2 separate regions of the Mus musculus genome follow, and region 2 is linked to region 1. The links are chromatin loops, found by intact Hi-C in ENCODE. Cell type or tissue: heart. All regions are shown on one strand. Links, peaks and the distances in the headings refer to the core of each region. The heading gives the core; the rest is flanking DNA.

Region 1 (12,361 bases), core at 1,497-9,496:
TGATAGGGAGTTGAGCGGCAGGCAGGCAGGCAGGGCACGGGAGCTGCATCATCAGGGCTGAGAGCTACATCTTCATCTGCAGGCAAGAGGCAGAGAGAGACTAGGTCTGTCATGGGCTTCTGGAACCTCAAAGGCCACCCCAGTGACACACCTCCTCCAGCAAGGCCGCACCTCCTGATCCTCCCTCAACAGTCCACCAACTTTGGTTGTTTGGTGGAAACCGAACATTCAAATATGTGGTGTATGGGGGCCATTCTTCTTCAAGCCACCACATAAATAGCATGGCCTGAGACTCTATTAGGTTTATTACCAGGGACCACAGAGCTGGCAGGATCCAGGGAGGGCTCTTGGCTGGTTGTGGTCAGGATGCATTTATGTTCATCAGAAGGTCCACAGCAGGGCTTCGCCCTCAGACCCAGGGCTCAGTGAAACGAACCTGGCCCGATGGGGCTACATTCCTGCAAGCCGGGACAAGTGAACCTGTGAGACTGAATAAGAGACACCTTGAGGGCCGGGCGTGGTGGCGCACACCTTTAATCCCAGCACTTAGGAAGCAGAGGCAGGCGAATTTCTGAGTTGGAGGCCAGCCTGGTCTACAGAGTGAGTTCCAGGACAGCCAGGGCTACACAGAGAAACCCTGTCTCAAAAAACCAAAAAGAGGAGGGAGAGAGAAAGAGAGAGAGAGAGAGAGAGAGAGAGAGAGAGAGAGAGAGAGAGAGAGAGAGAGAGAGAGACCGAGACCTTGAAGACAGGTGGCCGAGGAAGCTAGGCCAGGAATTCAAAGACATTCGAGGGCATAGGCTGTATATCAAAATGGAGAGGCTTGGCTGAGATCAGAGCAGCCACCTCTGCCTGGCTTGTGCCCCCTGAAAGCTCCTTAGCCAGCTATGGTACAACCCTGAGGTGGTTAGGACAAAATGCTTCCATGTCCTCCACTACCACAGCTGCCACCACAGTCAGGCTGCACGTGCTGACCATGCAGAGACTAGGTTCAGGTTCTCTTAACTGTTTAAAGTATCTTATCATTCGTTGGGGGCTGCTGGGAGCTGCTGGGGGCAAGTCTCAGGAAATTTGCATATGCTAGGCAGGTGTTCCTTCCCTGAGTTACACCTCCAGCTCAGATTCCTGCCATAGAAAGGCATTTATTGTTCACAGAAAATAGAGGAGACACCCCACATCACCCAGGGCCACACTGGGGGAGCACCAGGATGAGCACCAGGGGGAGCACCGGCAGAGGGAGTAAGGGGGAAACAAAGCTTTGGGCTTCATGGGGAGGAACGGGTCAGGCAGGTGAGGGCAGAGAAGCATCCAATATGGGTGTTGGACTCACATCTGTGCCCTAGTTTCCACCTTGGAGTGACTGAGGTAGGTAGAAAATGAGACAGAGTGTGGGGAAGGGGAGGTGATGGGCACCGTACATAATGTCACCTGCCAGCTCTACGGAGCAGCCTGCCTTAGAAGAAGAACACCTGTCCAGAGCCAGCCAAAGCTCCAGGTCAGAGGATCAGAAATCAGCAAATAGCCAGATAGGACAGCACAGTATTTAATCCTAACACTAGGGATGCAGAGGCAGACAACTATCCAAGTTTGAGACCAGCCTTGTCTACATAACTAGATCCAGTCTAGCCAGGGCTACAGGACCATCTCAAAGTCAAACCAAAATCCCAAATAATTCAGTACAGAAAAGGCATGTTGTTCTCCAAACTGATGGCATTCCAGGCCGAATTCAGTATTCCCACACGTTCTAGGAAGGGACTTCTGAGACCCATAGGAACCCTGGGAGAAAAGTTGGCTGCCTCGAGGCTGCTCGTTCCCCTAGAGAAGACAATCCCTGGTCCGATGGCCTATGACCACAAATTGGCCCCTACGTGATGATGAGCAGGCATGCCAGCTAAAGTAACCCAGAAACCTCGGGGTGCTGGCCTCTTCCCTGCTCCCTGGCTCTCCCTGTTCACATATCCATCTGCTTCCTACGCGTGGTACATAATCTTCCTTCTTGCATGCTTTGTACCCACTCCCCACCATTTGAGCTCAGCCTGAACACCCTGGGACTTGGCTCAGAGGGGGAGACACTCAGACCCTAGGGAACCACTGGTCTGCATGGTACCAAGGCCAGATGCAATACTTTCTTCATAGGTCCTGTTTCCCAAGTGCCACTGACCGTAGACTATCCAGACAGTGGCTGTGTGCGTGTGTTGCCCCGGAGCTTATGCAGAGCCGCAGTAGACATGGGAAAGGCTGGGCGCACTGGATCCAAGGGGCTGGCTCTTTGGGAGAACTGAAGCCAATAAAGCAGCCACTTCTCACCTCTGTTCTTGGATAAAACCTAGAGGGACCTCTCAGAAGAGTGCTGTGTGGGAGGGGTTGGGGCTGTATTGCCCTGTGGAGTTGACCTGCAAGGGGCTGCTTCTGGGGAAGGGGCTCAAGTCGTGTCCTGAAGAAGCAGGCAACATGGTGGGTACTGGGCCTAAATGTCATCTTACTCCTCGGAAGTGTCCTCTGCTCCCAGGGCTCTATGAGCTAGTCCCCTTCCTGGACACAGATGGCCAGGGACCTGTATCCTTCCGATCCCTGGGGTCAGACAAGGCTTGCCAACTTGGGGCTCTACTTCTGTGGGACCTTCATGATGGTCTTTGCTGTTCTCAAACCTGGCCTCTCCTTGCCACACCCCTGACTAGGAACCTAGTCCCCTCTATTTACTCCCAATAGCTTCAGATAGCTCCTTTCTCTTTCTAAGGACTCTGGGCTCCTCTGGCCATGTTGAAGCCTTTCCCTGCAAGCCTGACATGCATTGACTCCCTGCATGGCTCACCTCAAAAAGCCCCTCCAGCAGCTGCTCTGCTAAACCAAGGTGCACTCCATCTGCCGACTCTGATACGTCACCCACTCATCCTGTGGCGCCACAGAACCTGCTTGAGCAACGCAGGCTGGGGAATGGCTGTTAGAAAGCAGAACTCAAGCTGGCCATGCTTTTTTTTTTTTTTTTTTTTCCTCCAAAGCAAAGCCTAAGATGTAAGGGGGGCCTGGTCTCTCCCAGCTGAAACCTGCCGTGGTTTCCCCGGCAGCCTGGCTGGGCATGTCCTCCAGACACCGGTTCCTATTTCTGGCTCCCATAGACACCAGCAGGTTATAGGGCAGCTCTGGTTTTCATCCCCAGCAGCCACTTAGCCAAAATAGAATTCTGGCACTTCAGGGTCAGCATCTAATGAAAAATGTCATGCCATCCTTTGCCCCTAGTCCAGCACTCTTCGACCTATGGGATATCTCGTATCAGATATCCTGCCCATGAGATATTATGATTCATAGCCATAGCAGAATTACAGTTAAGAGGCAGCAACGAAAGAATTTTATGGCTGGGGGGTCACCACAGCATGAGGAGCTATTAAAGGACCGCAACATTGGAAAGGCTGAGAACCACTCCCCTAGACAGGCAAGCAGGAAAGGTGGCACCATGGTCTGCCCACAGAAAAAGGACAGGCTCAGGGAGAACACTGCCAGCCAACCAGGGCTAGAACCCAGGCCCCTTCCTGACACTAGCCTATCAGTGGGGTTTTCAACCAAACAGTACGGGTACTCAGAGAGGAGCCTCATTGTGCTTTGTGAACGGGTAGAGTGGGCCTGGCAGTCTCAGCTCTAAGCCCACCCCTGTCTTCTGTTAAGCAGAATGAATGGGGCTGAGGAGGCCTGAAGAGGCCACAGAACACAGACATCAAAGTAGTGGACAAGGGGGGGGGGGGATGAATGGTGCTTCACTAAGGAGCAAAGAAGGCAGAGGTCCCCTTGAGGCCAGGCCCTCCGGGAGACCAGGAAGCTGTAAGAAGATGCTGGCAGGAAATACCTGTCAGTAGTCTCCATGCGGGCCTCTTGTGTAACAGACTGCTGGAGGGAATTCTGCCTGGTGCAGGAAGAATTCTCTTCCTCAAAGTGGCCGACTTCCAGGAGGGCCATTCACAGGTACAATGTCAAGGCAGGGTCTCCAAAAATCAGGGCCAGAGTTGTAACCCTTTGGAACCTGAAAGGGCTGGATGGGGCAGCTGGGAACTAGGCAGAGATTACTTCCCCTTTGGAGGGCCCGTGCCAGGGCCTGCTCCAGGTCGTCACTGCCTGGCTCTCACAGGAGCCTATCTTGGGGTACTCAAATGGAGACGTGTCCATTATGGGCTCACCCGGCTCCTCTCATCCACTCATCAACCCTGATCAGGAGGACCTGCAGCCCGGAGACCTGGCCTGAGTGGGCCAAGTGGCCTCTCTCCCTGCCCTACCCTTTAAGGTGCCCTAGGAGACTGGTGAGTTTGAAGCCTGCGTTAAGATACTGGGCACTTGCTGTCACTGGGGCCCCGCCCACCCTGAGACCTCCGCAGTCTCCGGGCTCTCAGTCACAAGCAGCTGAACACGTAGGAAGTCCTGATGGCCTGGGGCTGACTGGGCCAGCTTTTGTCCCTTTAGTTCTGCCCTTGAGCCTCTCCACTTGGCATGCGATTCTCCAAGGAAACCAGAAGGGCGCCTCGTATGATCCCTAGCTTCTGTCCCGGTCCAGTGCGCTGACGGCTCCCTAGACTCCAGGCCGTGGTGCGGACGGACGCTTCAAGAACGCAGCCCCGTCACACAGACTCGCCTGTGGGGGGCCCAGCACCCCGCGGTGAACTGGAGTTGCGCTCTAGGACCTGGGGGCGTCGGGCCGGGAGGCGGAGCCCTGCGCTTAGACCCCGGCGGGGGCGGGGCCTCGCGCGCGCGGCCCTGGGAGGTGTTTCCCGGCATGCTGCGCGGCCCGCACCCTCGGCCCGTCCGGCCCGTCCGGCCGCCCCGCCCCGCCCCGGCCCAGCCCGTCAGCCCGGCGACGCGCGCATGGAGGCCGGCTGAGGAGCGCCGCCGCCTCTCTCGGTACGCCGTGGCCTGACCGGGCGGGCGGGCGGGCCGGGGCTCCTCGCGCCTCGACGGCGCGGGCGGGAGGGCGCGGGCTGCAGGTGGGGACTGCGAAGACCAGGGTATCCGGAGCTCACCGGGTCGGGCTGACCCAGGACGGTGTAGATGCTCCTGGGCTCTGCTCCTGGGCTCGGGAGTCCCCGAGAGGACCCCGGAGGCTCAGAAGCGCCCTCGCTGGCTTTGGGACGTCAAGAGCTTCTTTAGAAGTGGGGACAGTCTCCAAGCTTTCGTGCTCCCCAAGCGGAGGGGCTGGAGGTCCGCTGGTCTTGTGCGACGCAGCTGTCCCTGGGCCTCCTTGTCTGTCTTGTCGCCCTAGGAAGACTCATCTTGCGGTGGCCGTGGTACTGGGGGCAGGATGCCAGCAGGGCTCTGGCACAGTGGACTGCTAGCCGGGAGCCTGCAGGCTCCTCCGGGGCATCTCCAGGTGGACAGAAACCAGGTCCCCGGGAGAGCTGGCCAGGCTTCTTCACCTCGGGTTTGTTTCCTCTTCCGGCCCTCAGCTCTGCCACACTTAGGTAAAATATGTCCTGCCTGAGCAGGTTTTCCCGGGTCCTGCAGTGGCTGGGCTCCCAGAGACAGACCAGAGGAGGCCAGGGCTTTTGCACACCCTGTCATTTCTTGCTGTCTTGGTTTTCTGAGTAGACAGTGAAGGCTTGTCTAGTTTTTCCAGTTGATCGCGGTCAGCTTTGGACCAGCGGTGGGGAGCAAGCTGCCATCCGAGAAACAAGCTGCCATCCGAGAAACAGTTTTGTTTTAAGAGATTGAAAAGCTTGATGGGTGTGTCAGATCAGGGTGGTAACAGGGTTTTGTGGATTGAGAAATTTAAACGTTTATTCCTCTTAGTATAGCTTTAAAGGTTGGCAATCCTAGGTCTAATGCTAGTCTTTCGGGTGACTGATGAAGGCTCTGCCTGTCCTGTCGCCCTTTCTCGTTGTGTCCTCATAGCTGTTTAGTGTCTCTTACAAGGACACCAATCCCATCGTGGGTCCTGCCTTATGGCTTCACTTGAGTTCAGTCGTCTCTTAAAACCTCTGCATGTTGATGTAATTATTTTGAGCCTCATATTTTCGGTGTATGGATTTGGGTAAAACACACTTAGTATGGATAGATCCAGAAGAGAGACGGCTGTGGGGCTGGGCAGGTGGGGAGCTTGACTGACGTGGCTCCAGTTACTTGGACCTAGTATGCCAGGGCCATACCTCCTTGTGGGCCCTGACATGAGTGGGCCTTTTCTGCTCTTTGAGCCAACCCTTCCCTCTTAAAACTGCAGACTACTGGAAATTTTCAGAGGCTAGTTCCCCTAGAAATTTAGCAGATGCTAAAAGTTCTGTTGTTTAGCATATGGAAGCATCGAGCCTGGTTGGTAGCAGGCCTGGAAAAGTATCCCTACAGTCCTGCTCATTCGGGGATGCTGGTTGACACGGCCCTGCTTGTTAGGAAATGCTGGTTGAGGCCTCTTTGACAGAAATCCTAGCTCTCTGACTTTATGCTATGAAGGTTTACAGTGTGGTCTTGGCTGGGAATGGGTCTGGAAACTGTCTGCTAACTGACTGGGGATTTATGAAGAGATTTGGTCCCTGGGGAGGTTGGGCAGTAGGAAGATACTTCTTACGGCGTGACTATGTCTGAGAAGGATGCATGACAAATGTTGTGGAGGTACAGTGGCTGGGTGCTTAGGTGAGTATGGAAGTGGAGGGCTACCTCAGTTGCTCAGCCAGGAATAACGATCAGGGTGAGGAGGTACATCTGACAGGCAGGAAGCCAAAGGATCAGAAAATGTGTAGATTTGATAGTGCCGGGTACCCAGAATCACAGACTTCTGGCTTAAGGAGTGGGGAGAGGCTGTCAGTAGCCTTCTTGCCTGACCACCCCTCCCAGCTGGCCCTGCTCTAGATGATGGGTTGTATCGAGTGTGTCTGATGATTCAAGGGCTCAGGGCTTGTCTCCTGACCAGCCTGTGGACCCCTCCACCTGCCATATAACCAGAGGTGAAACTAGTCCTGCTATGGGCCAGCCAGGGAGTCTCTCCAAGGCTATCTGGAGCCAATGTTCCAACTCTGGTAGCCTCCATACCCCTCGAAGGCTCAGAGGCACCCTGGATGAGCTTTGAAGGGTAGATCTACCAAGCCAACTGCAAACCTGGGGCAGCCCCACCTCTTAAAGGGCAGGGCAGGCATGGCCGACGTGGTTCTTTCCCATTTGCTGGCTTTGCTACAGCCTCTGGTTGGCCCGCCCACTTATACAGGATGTTTTAAGTTTTCATCTCATGCTCTGCGGCCTGGTGCTGCTGTTAGTAATACTGGTTTGCTTCCGTGTCTTTAGCCAGACCAAGGGTTATCCTCTCCTTTTTCACTGTTAGTCGCTGTTTGGGTTACCCTCCCTGCCCCTGAATGGGGTTCCATGGTGTGGAAGGGACGGTCCCTAACACTGTCCTGGAAGGCAGGTTCTTCAGAGCCCTCCCCCCACACTTCCTTGTTCCTGTTTCTTTGAAGCACTTAATTCTGTTAATGAAAGGTGAAGGGTGAAGCTCCAGGCACAGATGCCAGGGTGTTTACTGTTGACTTGGCTATGCACAGGCTCTGAGCCAGCCACGGCAGTTCCCAGATGTGCTGACCTTTATATAAAATGTCCAGGCTGTGTTTTAGGACAGGTTCCAGACTAGGGAGGAGGGGGCCCCCAGGCTGGAGCAGTATGGTAAGTAAGCTCTGCTTGCCTCTGTAAAGACAGCCAGCCTTAGGCCAGGAACATAAGGTTTCTGAGGCTGTCTCAGGGTCTCTGCCACCCTCTGCCCTACCACAGTTCTTCTTGTAGAAGACTGATAGTGCTTAGGCTTGGCCCCATTTTCATACTGGACACACATTAGAGGTTTGAGTATACCCAGAAAGACGCCTAAGTCACATACAGCAGGACCAGAGAAAGCCAGGGCAGGCAGGAGCCTGGAAGCTGTAACAAGTATGCAGACAGAAGTGGTGGGTACCACTGTCATCCTACCACACCCCCATTCTGACACAGTTCTTTCCAGAACACATGTCCCTCAGTACACATGAAAACAGAATCATCCTTTCTTGCTGTAGCCAAAGGAAAACGAAAATATTCTAATTTCTTAACATTATAAAACCTAGAGGTCTTTTTTTTTTTTTTTTTTTTTTTAAATTTTCAGGACACAGTTTCTCTGTATAGCCCTAGGTATCCTGGAACTCACTCTGTGGACCAGCCTGGCCTCAGACTCAGAGATCCACCTGCCTCTGCCTCCTGAGTACTAGGATCAAAGGCGTGCGCCACCATGCCCCACGGGTACTGCTTTTAGAAGAACTGGTGTTTGATCCCTGTTGGTGTACAACCACCTGCAACTTTGCCCCCAGGGCATCTCTCCCCTGTGGGCACGAGCCACACACAGACACACAAATATACATGTTTGGTAATATAATCTTTTTTTAAAAATTACTATGCCCAGGGGCCAGATTTTTCCAGCAGACTTGTCATTTTTAAAGAGCTTTCTTTAGCCTGGACCATTGTATCTGCTGAGTGTTCCTGTCCTGACTGCTTAGCCCCTGTGGGATGTATGATAATTACACAATTGCGGCACACATACACACACACCTTTGTTAAAGCAACATATATAAAACAAATCTTTCATTGTTTGTAAGTGACCTGTACATGATGACTGATGGTTTGTTTTATTTTGCTTGAGGAGATAGCTTCTATAATTCATGAAACCCACTAGCATGGCACCAATGCCTGGACATGTTGCTAAGACTGTGTAGTTTAGGGAAGCTGGAGAGATGATGGTGCTGTCCTTGCAGAGGACCTAAGTTCAGTTTCCAACACTTATATCAGATGCCTTGCAACCACTTGTGGCTCCAGCTCCAGGGTAATCTGCCCTTTGTGGCCGTCACAGGAACCCAAGCACATGTGCACAGACACACATGTATGACTATGGGAGTGCGTGCGCGCGCGCGCGCGTGTGTGTGTGTGTGTGTGTGTGTGTGTGTGTGTGTGTGTGGCTGCCAGGTAGGCAGTGTCTCATTGGCAGATATGAAGTCTGTTAACCTTGCTGTACTGTAGTCTGAAACTGCCTTTGTCCCTTTTGGTCAGTGTGGCACTCTTCCCTCTGCACCATCTGGGACTCTTGGCCCCCAACCCTGGGCCTCCCAGTAACACAGTAAAGATCCACAACTCTATGAACTGGTTTGTCACCAGGGTACCACCCTTGTCACCAGGATACCACCCCTTGTTAAGTTTCTACTACACTTTCTTCCATGTTAGGCTTCTTTGTCTTTTAAACTAGAAAAACTGTCTTGACTTCTCAAGATGCTAACTGTTGTCTTGCTTAGCCTTCTTCCATCTGGCTGGTAGCCAAATGGTTGTGGCCATCATTATAAAAAAAAAAAAAAAATGGAGAGCTTCCTTGAAGTGGCTTCTTACCATGGGGATAGCAGCCACAGCACTGTGTCCTACCACCCCAGAGGAGTTAGTACAACTCCTCAGAAAGATGTAGGCTAGCTTCACTGTGTTTGCACCTGTTGTGGGCCAAAGCCCCTGTGTGCCAGAGACGACTTCTACACATAGTCATCTGTAGGTTGCTCAAGGATACTGCTGGCCCCTCACCAGTCAGGCACATTCCAAAAGGACCCTAGACCTCAAATAGCACATACATACTAGGAGGCAGCCAATGATACTGGGACAGGAATGCTGAGGTCCTGTTGTAAGGGTCAAGACTGGCTCAGTCCTGTTGTCACAGTAATCCCTGATCCTGGCCCTGTGACCCCAGGTAAGGACTGTGTCTGTGTCCCCAGGCATCCTACATCAATCAGGAAGCTGCTGTCCAGCCATGGAGGGAGAGGAGAAGCCAGCTCAAGAGGTAAGGGGAGCTGAGGGTGTTGGAACGAACATCTTCCTAAACAACCTTTGTCCCAACCCAGCAACATCTGCTACTGCACACAGGAGGAGAGGGTCCCAGGGTGGGTCCCTTTAACTGCTTCTCTGCATATACTTAACTTAGTAACTAGGATATTTTATAGTCCAGCAAGAACTACCTCCATGGGAAAGCCCTGAGGCAAACGGACTCTTGAGCTTGCTAAGGAGGTACAACAGGCTGGAGTGTGCCTGACCTGTGGGGTGAGGCCGCAGGCGAGTGCTTGAACACTTACTTGAGCTCTCCCTCTGCAGGCTGACGTGGAACCTGTGGTAACAGCAGGCACCTCAGAAGCAGTGCCAAGGGTGCTTGCTGGAGACCCTCAGAACATCTGTATGTTTCCCTTCAGGACTTGGTATAGCCGCAGTACTGGGCCCCAGGGAGGGGGTGGGACTGGCAATGGCCTGACCAGCTGTGGGGAGGGGGTAAAGGCAGCAGGAACCCCTTAGTACAACTTACATCTGCACAGAGCCTCGGCTTGAGCCCACGTCTGGCCATATACCTGACAGACACTCCCAGGGACACTAGTCACCCCCTGGTCTCCACCCTCCGCCCTCCACTAGGACAGTTTGGGTCTAGTTGAGGGTGATGAGAAAGCTCCGGCTGAGGCCCCTCAGACAGTACTCCGTTCACAGATGTAATCAGGTGGCTTGTCCTGTCATCTGCAATTGTGTGGAATGCACTGCCTGCCAGAGATTGGGTCCACTGGGACTCAGTCCTCACCTAACTGGAAAGGGTCTGTCACTAGTGCATAGGCAGCAGGGCCCTGGCCCCTCACACGGGGGCATTAGGCCCCTCACACAGGGGCATCAAGCCTCTCACACTGTGGCTTGGCTTTGGCTGTCGTTGCAGCTGATGTGGATGCCTTCAACTTGCTCCTGGAGATGAAACTGAAACGACGGCGTGAACGCCCCAACCTTCCACGTACAGTGACCCAGCTAGTGGCCGAGGATGGGAGCAGGGTGTATGTGGTGGGCACTGCTCACTTCAGTGATGATAGCAAGAGAGATGTAGTAAAGGTAAGCACTGTGTACCCCCTCCCTTTTTTTGAAGATTTATTATTCTGCCTGCATATATGCACCAGATCTCATTACAGGTGGTTGTGAGCCACCATGTGGTTGCTGGGATTTGAACTCAGGACCTCTGGAAGAGCAGCCAGTGTGCTCTCACCCACTGAGCCATCTCTCCAGCCTAAGCACTGTGTCCTTTCATTTGCTATGCTTCTGCCAGTCTGTACTCCAGGGACACAGGCCAGGGCAACCAGGCAAGAAATGTTGAGCAGGCATTCCTAGCTCTGGAGTCCCCCAGGGATGATTAAGCGGTGCTTCCTGCTTCACAACTTGCAGCCTCCTGCTTTTTCTTCATTTTAGCAAGTAAAGCATCGCACAGCTTTCTTCAGTTGCTTTTTCTTTAGAATTCGTCGCTGAAACCACACGGGCTGTTAGCAGTGGCTGCCCCCTGATGTGGGCTCCTTGTCCAGTGTGGAACTGCCGTTGTGCAGTGTGAAAAAGCAGCAGGACGGGTCTGCTGGAGTGTGGTGCTTGCTTTCCAGACTATCCGGGAGGTGCAACCGGATGTGGTCGTGGTGGAGCTCTGTCAGTACCGGGTGTCCATGCTCAAGATGGACGAGAGGACGCTGCTGCGAGAGGCCAAGGAGGTCAGCCTGGAGAAGCTGCAGCAGGCTGTCAGGCAGGTGCGCAGTGAGCGGGCCGTGGGGACCTGAGACTCAGGGCCCTGAGTCTCCTCTGAGCTGATGACAGGCTCCTCACTGGGGCGGCCTTCTGGTCAGGGCCATAGTGCCCTGGTTGCTAGCCCACTCCCTCACCCGGGAGAGGATAAGGTTCCACTACCAGACAGGAACAGGGTAGAGCTGAAACCTCTGTTCTGCTAGGCTGAAGTGCTGGGTCTGAGCATTGTCGGGGCCACCACATTGCTGTATAACTCCTGTCTTAGCGTGTAGCAGCACATCATTGTGGTCTGAGTGTTCAGAGGCCATCAGGCCTGCCTGGCCTTAGCTGCAGCATTCTTCCTTCTTGTGTTAAAGTCTCATATGAGTGTCCCCAGACATGCTGAGCACTTTCACCTGGGAATCTCCCAGATGAGGGATGTCACCATAAACCATTTACTGAATACCCAGTAAAAGGAAGTTACTATTCCATCCCAAGGTGGGATTTAAAAAAAAAAGATTTATTTATTGTTATATGTAAGTACACTGTCGCTGTCTTCAGACACACCAGAAGAGAGTATCAGATCTCATTAACAGATGGTTATGAGCCACCATGTGGTTTCTGGGATTTGAACTCAGGACCTCGAAAGAGCAGTCAGTGCTCTTAACCGCTGAGCCATCTCTCCAGCCCCCAGGTGTGATTTTAACACAGTCCTGTGTTGCCCTTGTCCGTGTCCCCCACCTGTACATATGCCCTCCTCGAAACAGAGGGTCTGCACTCTACTGGAAAGAGCCACACAACTGGCTAAACCATGTGCTCATTGCTGGGCCCGTCTGTGAGGGCAAGGGGGCTTGGG
Region 2 (12,361 bases), core at 1,718-9,717, 58 kb before region 1:
ATGGATTTCATCATGGCACTCTAATACATATACATAATAGATTCTGAGCACAATCATACCTCATTGCTCACCCTGTCCTCTCCTCCTCCTTTATCCTTTTCCCAGTTAATCCCCTCTACTTCCATACCTTTTGTTAGGGTTGCTTACAGGATCATGATTGAGAGTCTACTCACAGTAGTGTGAGCATCTTACCAGTTGCTATACCACTGAAGAAAACATAACTCCCTCTCCCTCTCCCTCTCCCTCTCCCTCTCCCTCTCCCTCTCCCTCTCCCTCTCCCTCTCCCTCTCCCTCTCCCTCTCCCTCTCCCTCTCCCTCTCCCTCTCCCCTCAGCCATTAGCTGTGCACAAATCATCTGGGAGTGGAGTCTGTCCAGCTAGTCCTATTCAGGTACCACAACTGCTTTGACCTGGGAAGCGCAATGTCTTCTCGTGCCAGAAATGGAGTCCACGTGGGGGTCACACTTTCCTCTGGCTCTTACATCCTTCCTGCTCCGTATTCTGTGACACTGCCTTGGAGGTGATGACACAGATGTCCCATGTATGGCTGGACATTGCACAGGGCAGACATTCATTTATTCTCAGCACTCTGACCAGTTATGAGTGTCTGTAGTCATCATTGACTACTGTTAACAGAAAATGAACTCTGACAAAGCTGATGACAACACTTACTGCAAGCATTAAACACAGTCACTTAGAAGCAAGGCCAAGGGAGATGATGGCTCCGTGGGTAAAGCACTGCTGGTCAACAGTGAGGACTTGAGTTCAAACCTTAGACAGGGGTGCACTGTCCTCCAGCACTCCTACACAGTGAGAGTAGTATCAGGAGACTCCCTGGACACTTGGAGGCCAGCCAGCCTGTAGTCCACAGCAGTGAACAATAAAGCAGCCCTGTCTCAAGGTGTACCATGGGGAATGACACCCAAGACTGTCCTCTGACCTACATATTGTCAACAATGGCATGTGCACATTGACACTCATGCAAACATGTACACACATTCATATATACACAACACACACAGAGTGAGTGAGTTGACAGAAAAAGACAGATCGAGAACAACAGTTACAGGATGACTACTCAGTCATAGACACACTATAAATGAAAAATTTTAAATGTTATCCATTAAAAATCATCAGCAATGTATTCCCTTCTAGACTTTTTATTCTGATCTGAAAATAGAAGTGTTCATTGAGCACAGATAACTTTGATCCGTAAGCCTCAGAGTCCTTCGTCACCCTGCTCCTGCTTCGTTCTGTTGCCTGATTCCTGAGAAGGGGACGGGGCGGGAGGAAAGGGATAGTAGGGCGGGTGGATAGAAGCTCCAGCTCCTTAGTGAGCTTCCTGGCTGGCTGAGTGCTGCGCTCAGAAGTGCACAGTACTATTTCTAGCCAAGTTTCAAGTCAATCCTAGCATGCCATTGGTCAGTCAACCAAGATGGTCCTACAGGGGCTGGAGAGACCGCTCAGGAGCTAAGATCATCTTCCCAAAGACCCAGGTTGGACTCCCAGCACCCACATAGCGGCTAACAACTGTCTGTAGTTTCAGTTCCAGCAAAGCAGACTCCCTCTTCAGGCCTCCACGTGTACTATACACTCTGTGGTACACAGGCATACGTGGAGGTAAAATGTTTATATAAAAATAAATATTTTTTTAAAGATGAAAGTATATGAAAATTTTTTAAAAAAAGGATTAGAAATATAATTCCAGTGGAAGATAGACCTAGCATACTGGAGGCCTGGAGTTCAGGCCCCAACACTCTCTCCAAAACCTCCTACAAAATAAATAAAGCAGCAGTTTGAGACATTGGGTATCAGCTATACTAAGACTTGCTCTTGAGCAAGAGAAAGCAAGTGAGGTGGACAGGGCTGTGTATAACATAGCACTTAGAGAGCAGAGAACAACCCAGGAGAGAGCCACTTGAGCTGAGGAGACAGCGTGCTGAGGAGAGAGCAGGTGACAGCAGACTCCCAGCACTGACAGAGTTCCCTGAAGTTTCTACTCTGTCTGTAAGCTTATGAGAAGATGGCCAAGGCTGGAAGGCAACACCTCCCAGTGTTGACTCAGTACTGCAACCAGAGAGCCTAGCTATGGTCTCAGGACTGTGCTCATAGACTGACGGGCGGCGGGCAGGCAAGAGCAAGCCTTAAAAGTTCCAGGCTGTTGATTTGTATCAGGTTGTCAGTCACACAGTGAGTCTGAGGCTGGACTGGCCTGACAGCCTGTCTTGAAAAACAAAGCAGTCATCCTGCTTCGGCCTCCTGGATATCAAAATTCTAGGCTTGTGCCACTGTGCTGGATGGCTGGGCTTCAAGTGTTGAAGTCAAGGAAATAAAAATCAGAGGCCAGTTACTCCCAGAAAGTAAAAAGTGGCACATGAAAAGACAAGTGACCACACGGGTAGCCGTGACTATAGAACAACAGTGACAGCCATATAAAACCCTAAGTCCTGACAGAACACTGGAAGGAAGACAGGAACAACAGAAGTCTAGTCGGTGCGATGTGTGTCTTAAGGATGTAGACAAAGGGAAGAAGCATCAGAGCTGGTAACATACATGTTACATAGATGTCCTGAGGCCGGTAGCCAAGGGCTTGCCTTTGCAAAGGTTGATGGGACACAGGCGTGCTGGGGGAGGAAGCAGTAACTGCTTCTAGGTCTTTTCATACTCTCGGCTTCTTCTTTTTTTTTTTTTTTTTTTTTTTTTTCTTTGAGACAGGATTTCTCTGTGTAGCCCTGGCTGTCCTGGAACTCACTCTGTAGACCGGGCTGGCCTCGGAACTCAGAAATCCGCCTGCCCCTGCCCCCAAGTGCTGGGATTAAAGGCGTGTGCCACCACGCCCGGCTTCTCGACTTCTTAATCACTGTGTGTGTGTGTGTGTGTGTGTGTGTGTGTGTGTGTGTGTGTGTGTTTGGCTCTCAGTTTATAAATTTAATCGTTACTTAAGAATGTTAGAAACACTAAGTTCTCTTTCTGAAATGAGTGACATGCACAGACTCAGAATAGCTTCAGATGGCCTCATGTGCTTGTTATTTGCATCTCAGAAAAGGAGGAGCCGAGAGAAAGTGTACAGGAGCTTACTGGGACCATGTGTGGTGTGCATAACTGTAACCTTAGCCCAGGCTACACAACAAGATTATAAAAATCCCAAGGTGTCTTGAAAAGATGGATAAAATGCTAAACCATAAGCTGGATTGGGGACAGAATACAAATACAAATATCAAGAATGGTAAATGTGACTCTTGAGTCCATAGCACTGTCCAGAGGGCAAGGGCATATTCTTGTGATAATTAATTTTACATGTTACCTTAACTGGGCCAAAGAGTGCCCAGAAGCTCTGTGAACCTTATTCTGGGTGTATCTCATCTTGTGGGTAAGACTGACATTTGTAAGTTGATAAAGCAGACCGCCCTCCCTGCTGGGCAGATGGCAGCCAGTCAGATGAAGCCTGAACAGATAAGCAGGCTGACAGGCCCTCCAACTTCCCAGCCCCCCCATCTTCTGTAGTAAAGGGGTTCTTCTGCCATCAGACTCAAACTGGAACATGGCTGTTCTTGCACCTTGCTTGAGACAAGCAGCCATCTTGCTGAAACTCGCATCTGTAGCAGCAAGCCTCCTGGTCCGCATTCCTTAGCCTTGGTCTAGAGCATCATCCCGTCCGTCTGTCTCCCCTCCTGGTCTTTAGCTTGCTGACTCAGGTTTTAGGACTCCTTTGAGACAATTCTAACACAGTTGCCTCTCTGCAGCCCATTTGGTAGTTGTTATTGTTTGGTTTTATTGTTTTGTCAACATGCCTAGCTTTTGATGTGAGTTTTCCATGCCTACATGGGAAGTATTTTGCCAACTGAACTATCTCCCATCACAAATCTGTAAATCTGTGCTTTCAAAGCAATCTTGACATCCCAACTAATTTTATTATTGTTTTCAATTTATCTGAGTCATCCTAACATGTAAGTTAAAAAATCTGATTAAAGATTTCATACATACATGAAATACATATTATAATGTGTATGTGTAAAAGGCCACAGATAACTGTGAAAAAGAATACTTACCCATCCTTACAGTAAAGTGGACTGCTAGACTGTGGTCAGACAAATACAGTTACAGGGCCTAGCAAGTGGACCAAAGCCACACCACTTGTCCTCTACAGCACCAATATGACAGGAATGAGGAAAAACACTGGGGAAGCCAGTGCTTGCATAGGCTTTGAACATGATTGACAGGCAGTGCTGGTTCTACGTGTTCTCAGGAAGGTATGGAGATGCTGTGTAGCAGAGGTCTCAGTGCTGATGGGAGAGGGCTTCCCAAGGTTGTCTGCCAGAGCTAAGCTCTAGACTGTGTTGTCAGCCTTCCCTGCTTAGGCCAGTCTCGGAAGAGGTGGGATGTATATTAATCAAATAAAACTTACCCTCTTTGTTTCAATTTTGTCATGACAAAACTCATTTCTATATTTCAAAGAGCTGAGAGAGAAACATAAACTTCTGGGCAGGTTTTTATTGACTGTCTCGAGTTTGAATTATGTTTCAAGAGGTAGACTTGACCTGTTCAAAGAATTGTTAAATATGACAGCAGAATGTTGTTGGTAGGTGTGCATGCTACTCTTTAAGCTTTTGAACACAAAGCTGATGCTGTAACTGCTTTCTTCATGATCATTTCTAGAACAAGAAAACAGTGAAGGACCAAACTAAACACACAACAGAGGAAAGGCACGTGGGTACCACGGACCAGCCAGAGAAGGCTTCCTCCACTGCAGAGACTAGTGAGTTGGGTACTTGTGTATAATGGGCTCAGACAAGAAGAGTGGAGAAACCTGTATTTGACAGGAGGTGCCTTGAGAAGTCCACTGTGGATGGTGAGACAGTGGTGACCGGCACACTGTCCACAGGGAGGGATGGGGACTCATCTGCTTGGTCCCGAGCGAGGGATGTCTTGATGGTTTAGATTAGATACTTTAGAAAACACTTAAGGTTGTGTATTCTTGTTATGTATGCTCTTACATTGTTGTATACTTTGTATATTTTACTCAGAGTCTTGCAAAAACACCTAGGCTGGTCTTAAATTCATGGACTCAAGTGATGCCTCACATAGCCTCAGTAGCAAGAACTATAGGCAGAGGTCAGCACACCTGACGGGCATCAACACCTTTAACTGACAAACACAAATATCAAGTAAACATTTTAAAAGGTGTTCAATGTCCTTAGCCATCAGAAAAATACAGATTAAAACTCTTCAAAATTCTATCTCACCCCAGTCAGAGAGGCTACTATCAAGAAGGCAGGCAAACAGTGCCGATAGAGAACCCATATTTACTGCTATTAATCTATCCCCAAAGTTTTAAAAGTAAAAACTAAAAGTAGGGCTGGAGAGATGGCTCAGTTATCCAGAGGACCCAGGTTCAGTTCCTAGTACCCACAACCATCTGCAACTTTACTTCCAGTGGATCTGACACCTTCTTCTGGCCTCTGTAGGCACTGCATACATGTGGTATATAGACATACATGCAGGCAAACACTCATACATATAAAATAGATCCTTTTCAAAAAAACTTAGAGGAAATACTATATTGTCCAGCTATACTACTGGATATTTACCCCCAAGAAATCTACGTCAATATACAAGAAATATTTGCAGATCCATACTTCCTGTTGGCACCAGCCCAGATGTCCATGAGCAGACAAATGGATAAAGTGTAATACACATACACAGTGGAATTGTATTAAGCCAGAGAAAATACTTACCTGGCAGGGGCGATACCATGATCACAAAGATGGTTTTCCCAGGGTGAGTTTTATCCATTGCACTCCAGATGTGCTGACCCCTGCGATTTCCCCAAATGTGGGAAACTGCATAATCTGTGGTAGTGGAGGACTGCGTTCACGCTCTCCCCTTTTACAAAAAAGAAAAAGAAAGGAAAATGAAATTGTGGCCCTTTTCAGGAAAATTGTAGAATGAAAATGATTGTTTCCTAAGCTTGGGAAGCCAAGTACCAAGTGCTCGTCTCTCACATTTAAATCTTAAATATTAGACGTGTGTGTGTGTGTGGGGGGGGTATATACGACATAAAGATAGAAAAGGGTACTAACTATGAGAAAGGATGAGGGGGCATCGGGAGAAAGAAAAGCCGATTAGAGAAAACCTGTGACATAAAAGCAGAATGTGGGGGGAGGGGAGGGAGGGAGAAGAAGGGGAGCAGCAGAAGTGTGGGGGGGGACTGGGCTGGGGAAAGTCAGCCAAGACCAAGTGCGCATGAAGGTGCTACCATGAAACTCACTGCTTCTGTTTTGTATGCTGTCTTTTAGAACAAATTTAAATCACCAGCAAAAAAAGTTTTTGAAACCTTGTATGGGGGCGGGGGAGCTGGAGAGATGGCTCAGTGGTTAAGAGCACTGGCTGCTCTTCCAGAGGTCCTGAGTTCAATTCCCAGCAACCACATGGTGGCTCACAACCATCTGTAATGAGATCTGATGCCCTCCTCTGGTGTGTCTGAAGACAGCGACAGTGTATAAATAAATAAATAAATAAATACCCACCCTGTGTGTACTATTTTAGGTGATGCTGGAGCTATAAATGCCTTTCCCTCTATTAGAAAGCTAAGTTACTTTTCCTGACTTTGCCTCAAAAACCACTGTCAGATGTTTCTGGAACGTGTTCTCCTGTCACACTGAAAGTTGTTGACATGGTCAGGTTCTGTTTGACCTTTCTGGCATCTCATGAAGTGTCATGCCAAGCTCTGTGCCTCTGACTAGGCTGTCTTTCCACTTGAAATGCAGTGGATGAAATCCAGATCCCAAAAGCACGAGATAAGGAGTTCTTCAACCCAGTGCTCAATGAAAACCAAAAGCTGGCCGTGAGGAGGATCCTGAGTGGCGACTGCCGGCCTCTCCCATATATCCTTTTTGGACCTCCGGGAACTGGAAAGACTGTGACTATAATCGAGGCTGTTTTGCAGGTGAGGAGGGTGGGGCTGGTTGCTGTGGGTCTGTGCTGTGCTTAAGTGCTTGTGTCTGGAAAAGTATCCGTTTAAACTTCAGAGACGTTAGTGGAGAACTTGAGAAAGATTTAGCGTACAACATTGTCTATTTCTGTGCTAGGATTTTAAGTTTGTAAGTGTAAGAGGGCTTCTTTCCTAGAATAGTAACCCTTTGACTCTGCTGGGAGGCTTTACTGCAGAAGCTGCCTGGGCAGGGCCTGAGGCCACCACAGTGCAGCAGCTGTCGGCATCTCCTTCTGTAGTTGCCACTAAGTCTATGAAAACCCTGGCTATGGTGCTACGGTGTCATTCTGGACCAGCAAGCAACCATGAGTGCTTTGTGCTATACTGCAAGCCGGGCTTGGGATGTTGGTGTTGTCTGTGGAGGTGTCTGTGGAGGTGTGGAGGGTTATGGGTCGTGGATCTGGGATATAGCACATACAAGGCTTTGGATAGCCCTGCATTCTTTCTTTATCTGTGTGTATGTGTGGGTAGAGGGTATGGAACCTTCCACGTCTCATCTGTGGGTAGTGAGGCGGAGTGGTCACTTTGACATTGTAGGGATGCTCAGAGATTATCATCAAACCTGGCTCTGCCCCTCCATCCCAATCAAGGAGTCCGTGTGTTAGACATAGATAGCTTCAGGGTTTCCACGCTCTGACAATAATGGCTAAGATTCCTGGTCTCTAATTTCTTAATGAAGGTACATTATGCTTTGCCGGACAGTCGGATTTTGGTCTGCGCTCCTTCCAACAGTGCTGCTGACCTTGTGTGTTTGCGACTTCATGAGAGCAAGGTGCTGAAGCCAGCTGCCATGGTCCGGGTGAATGCCACCTGCAGATTTGAAGAGGTGAGCCCCAGGCATGGAGTGGGCACCGGGAATCCTTCCATGGAGAGTACCAAGTGGGCAGGTTTGAGCAGGAGGCAATAGCTGGGCAGACACCAAATGATCATAAAAGTTGTATGGAAAAATTGCTCTGTATTGTGATACAACTCAGCTACACAGTGGGCTCTTATTCTTGAATATTTTATTATAATTCTCACCCTCTCTCTGAATTAACAATACTTTTGTGGACATTCCAAGTTTGTTAAATTTTGATGCTATGCTTTCATTCATTTCTTCAGCTGTATTCCAGTTCCTTTTCAGTCCTGTTTTACTGATTTGATTACAGCTGTCTCTTTTGGAAAATTATAGGACCCTAGTTTGCTTTTGAATAAAATATTGCTCAAAAAAAGAAGTTGTGACTAGAAAATATATTAGGTATATTAAAATATATTAAATATATTAAATACATTGAATTGTTTTCTGGGCAGCCGTAAAGGATAATATTATAGTATAGTGTAGTATAGTTGAGTGTAGTGTAGTGTAGTCTTGCCCTCAGAGTCTGTAAAGCGTGGACCATTTTAATTTAAGTAATCATGAATGATTCATCATCACTGAGAAGTAGCAACAGAGCAAGACTACTTTGTAGAATTCCTCCCAGCCTTGCTTTTTGTCCACTTTAAGGAAGTGCTTCTAACTCGAACCTCTTTGCCCCAGACTATTATTGATGCCATCAAACCGTATTGCAGAGATGGAGAAGATATCTGGAGAGCCTCACGCTTCAGGATAATAATCACTACATGTAGCAGTGCAGGACTGTTTTACCAAATAGGAGTGAGGTAAGCACCAGATGTTGTTTGAGGACCAGAGTCACCCAGACAGTTTGCATCCTCCCTCAGTTACCTCAGAAGAAGCTGACCAGATGGAGAGTGATTAGTGGTGGGAAGTGTCAGCCATTGTGTAGGAGTGACAGGGCAATGGGAGCATCTTTTCTGCATAAACAGGCTTACTGATGAGACCCAAGGGCTCAGCAGTGGAATGGACAAGCAGTGGGCTGGCAGCATGTAAAGATGTGGTAAGAGAGCCCTGAGCATGCTTACACAGAGGAGACCTCAGAGTTGAGGCCTGGCAGGCAACAATGATGGAGACACAAGCTATAAGAAGAGGCCTAACTCCCAAGGCTAGATGTTCACTGACCGAATAGCTTAAAGGATCAGTGGAGGCAGACCATGTAGGAAAGAGCTGGGTTCTGTGAAGTTAGTCCTGGGTAGGGCAGCTCAGGTGCCAAGAAGATGAAGCAGTGATGGCACTGGTGATTCAGGGGACTGTGGGGGTCTGAGGACCAGAAAGAGGTCCCCAGGGACATGTCCCAAGAGCAGAAAAGAAGCAGAAAAGAAGTGAGGAAGCTTCATACCAATACACTAGAAGTGAGCAGGGGAAGCTGCAAGCTTGGTAAGCAGAGGAGACAGCACAGGGCAGGCAGGGGAAGGAGTGGAGGAGCAAGGGCCACTGAGGGTGAGCCCCAACTTCTGAGATCCTAGGGCAGACAGCTCTGCAGCTGTAAGGATGGCTGCTCAGGCCCACAGGGGCCTCCTTCTCTGGCTTGGACTCTAGGCATCTGAGCAGGGAGGGCCACATACAGGTTGCAGATTATTTCATATTCTTTAGTTACCCATTTTATTTATTTTTAAAGTAGGAATATAATCGTTTTAACATTTTCATTTTATTTTGAACGTAAGTAAGTATAAATAAAGGTGAGGAGACACCTTGAGGGACTTGGTTCCTTCCTTCCACCATGGGATGGAATTTAGGTCCTCAGGCCTGGTGGTAGGTGCCTTACACTCTGATCCATCTTGCTGGCCCCACAATGTCATTTTATTTTGTATGAAATCGTTAATGAGACAGTCTACATTTTCTTAATCAGAGCAGCTACTGTAAGGTACTCAAGAGCCGCATGTGGCTAAGAGACTGCTGGACTGGGAGGGTATAGGTCTAAGCCAGGCAAGGGATACAGTGCAGACCTCTAAGCTACAAGGAGGCTCTCAGGCTTTGTTCATACCCAGCCTCCCACCGTCCCGGGACCTTCATGTCCTTCAAAACAGTACACATGCTGCTGCCAGAGCAGTAGTGCTAACAGGGATTCATAGGAGTGTCCTAGCACCTGCAGTGGCTGTGACCCCTGGTCACGTGGTACCTGTACCCTTTAGTCTTGTCTTCCCTGGAGGGCTCCACTATGATCTGAACACCCTGGAACAGAGCTTTGCCAGTATGTGTTAGGAAGCAGTTGCTAAATATGATGGAATTAACCATGAGACGTTTCTCTCTGTAGAGTTGGATACTTCACACATGTATTTGTGGACGAGGCAGGACAGGCAAGTGAGCCAGAATGCCTTATTCCTTTGGGACTGATTTCAGACATCAATGGCCAGGTAAGGCCTGTGTCTTAAGTGTGTTTCTCTCTTACTGTTTTCTCCTGGTGACGGTCACAGCCTTAGAGGGGTCAAGTGAAAGTACTGGGACCCTGAGAATCTGGGGAGAAAGAGCCTGCTAGTTACTGTTTACTCACGTGTGAGCAGAAGCTAAGAGCAGTTGTAGCCATAGGGACACAGGGGACACAACATCAGAGTCAACAGCTGAAGTGTCTAGTTTGGGGTCCCCCCCCCCCCATGGCAGAGAGAAGAGGACTGGCCTCATGCTTTGCTAGGGTCTGACTGTCCTTCCCATTATGCTTCTTAGAGCTTCTCACTCAGACCCCCGGCCCCTCCAACTCTGTGTGTTCCTGGCAGATCCCCATCCGAGCTTCTCTGGTACTTTGTACGGTGGCGTGGATTACTATCTTAGAGAATGTTTCTCTCTGTACCCCAGCTGAGAGGTCACCTGGCATCCCTCCTTTCAGTCACTAGGCACAATGAAACAAGTACTCTTTGGAGGGACTACGGAGTGAAGAGGGACTGGTCTAATTAGAATACTAAAGAGAGTGGGCAGCACGGTGTCGGTGTGTGTAAGGCCTTCTGGGAAAAAGGCCAAGGGTAGTTTCCTAAGGTCAGGAACAGCAGAAAATTCCAGAAAACAGGCTGTATCCCTGAAACTTTTGCTCCATTGAGAAATAGCTTGACTTCTGCCTCCTAGGAGTGATAAAAACTGGCAGTGACTGCTTAGTGGAGGAGCCTAAGTCTCAAGTCATTTTCTATCCCACTTCTGTGTCTAGGCCATTGTCATTCCAGCTGTGTTTACTGTGTTTTCCCTGCCTCTGCTTATTCCACATAACCAGAGTATACAGCCCTCCCACCCCAGCGCCTGCACAGGCCTACCCCAAACCTATTCAGAGACGCCTGCCTGTCCGTCTGCTCCCCACTAATCCAGCATCCTTGTATATGCTGTAGATCGTGCTTGCTGGAGACCCCATGCAGCTCGGCCCAGTCATCAAGTCCAGGCTGGCCATGGCCTATGGGTTGAATGTGTCCATGTTGGAGAGGCTGATGTCCAGACCAGCGTACCTGAGAGACGAAAATGCCTTTGGCGCTTGCGGTGCATATAACCCATTGTTGGTGAGTTCCAGACTCTGCTTGTCACACAAACAGAAGAGCAGAGATTTGCTGGGGCAGACAGTGCTGAGGCCAGGCCAGCAGGGCCTCTGCCACCCTGCTCTCACCCACCTCTCCTTGCCCATGAGTCATAAGACCTCTGCACAGGAGGCCTCCACAAACCCCCACTCGCCCCTTGCTTTCCTCACTTTACGAAGCATGCTCAGCAGAGGGACCCAGGACATCTGGGCAGGGAGGTGAGCAGGACTCCCGGCTTCCTCACTTACAGGCAGCTCCTGGGGCACTTCACCTGCTCTTCCTGTCCTGTAGGGGCTGCCGTTTGGATCAGAGGATGCCAGGCAGCTTCGGTGCAGATGCTGGGAGAGTGGGATAAAAGAAGTTAAATCTGCCTTACTCCATGAATGTAGGAAAGCAGGAGATAGCGTGTAACTTCATGTGAAGGGAGAGAAGGCCTGGCCCTGAGACCTGGAGAGACTGTTTCCTGTAGTCTGCTGCTCTAAGGTGCTCGTGTAGTTGAGCATAGCTTCTGGCCCTAAGTTGAGAGCTCAGGGAAACCATCAGACTAGACCACTGCAAGGGTGGAACGGAATGCACGTAGGCCAGGATGACATGCAGCACGGTGTCTGTTGGGTCAGAGAGGATGCCCAAGAACTGTGCGGCATAGGAGATAAATCCTCACCCATCTCCCGTGCACTTTGAAACATAAAGTTTCTTTGTTGAAAAAGAAATGGCTTCCCAGTCTTTCCCTTGTTCTCTGTACTATTCTTAGCTGGTGTGACTCTTCACAGGGGGTCACGTTCTCCTTTTCGGAATAAAATATAATTACTGTCCTGGGGCTAGCAGGCATTTTGCCAGTATAATTGCTATTATACGTCAGTTGCTCTAACAGAATTGCCTAGAGGACAACTGTCAGGTATTTTCAGGGTAAAGATTTTGTCTGGGCTCACCATTTGAGGAGATAATATGACGTTTCAGAGAAGGCATGGTAGCATGAGGCATCTGTCATGAGGAAGCAGAGAAAGGCATG

Evidence for each region. A loop is a pair of places that touch in the nucleus more often than their neighbours do. Peaks named below come from ENCODE experiments on the same cell type or tissue, not always from the same donor. Only the 100,000 strongest peaks of a DNase experiment are listed, where the experiment ranks them.
Region 2: it touches region 1 in a loop (9-fold over the local background); 3 of 42 quality-filtered maps call a loop at or near these places.

What each region holds. Positions count from the first base shown.
Region 1 is chr15:89,071,261-89,083,621 of GRCm38, forward strand. Trabd (TraB domain containing) reads left to right here and starts at 4,804. Exons shown (of 10, transcript NM_026485.2): 1 at 4,804-4,881; 2 at 9,720-9,784; 3 at 10,093-10,171; 4 at 10,691-10,857; 5 at 11,391-11,531. The coding sequence starts at 9,755. 1810021B22Rik (RIKEN cDNA 1810021B22 gene) reads right to left here and starts at 4,594. Exons shown (of 4, transcript NR_040417.1): 1 at 4,354-4,594; 2 at 2,813-2,938; 3 at 311-458; 4 at 1-76. It also overlaps a transcript of Panx2 not described here. In heart, for the core only: a CTCF peak has its summit at 4,633; DNase peaks (open chromatin) are centred at 3,151, 4,701, 5,311, 7,091 and 3 weaker places; H3K4me3 peaks cover 4,624 bases; H3K27ac peaks cover 4,360 bases.
Region 2 is chr15:89,013,495-89,025,855 of GRCm38, forward strand. It overlaps Mov10l1 (Mov10 like RISC complex RNA helicase 1), which reads left to right. Exons shown (of 27, transcript NM_031260.2): 16 at 4,656-4,755; 17 at 6,767-6,945; 18 at 7,670-7,816; 19 at 8,507-8,628; 20 at 10,119-10,218; 21 at 11,173-11,337. It overlaps Gm23737 (a small nuclear RNA gene), which reads left to right and starts at 5,727; the gene lies at 5,727-5,885. In heart, for the core only: a CTCF peak has its summit at 6,476 (motif pointing left); a DNase peak (open chromatin) is centred at 6,857; H3K4me3 peaks cover 1,383 bases; H3K27ac peaks cover 4,910 bases.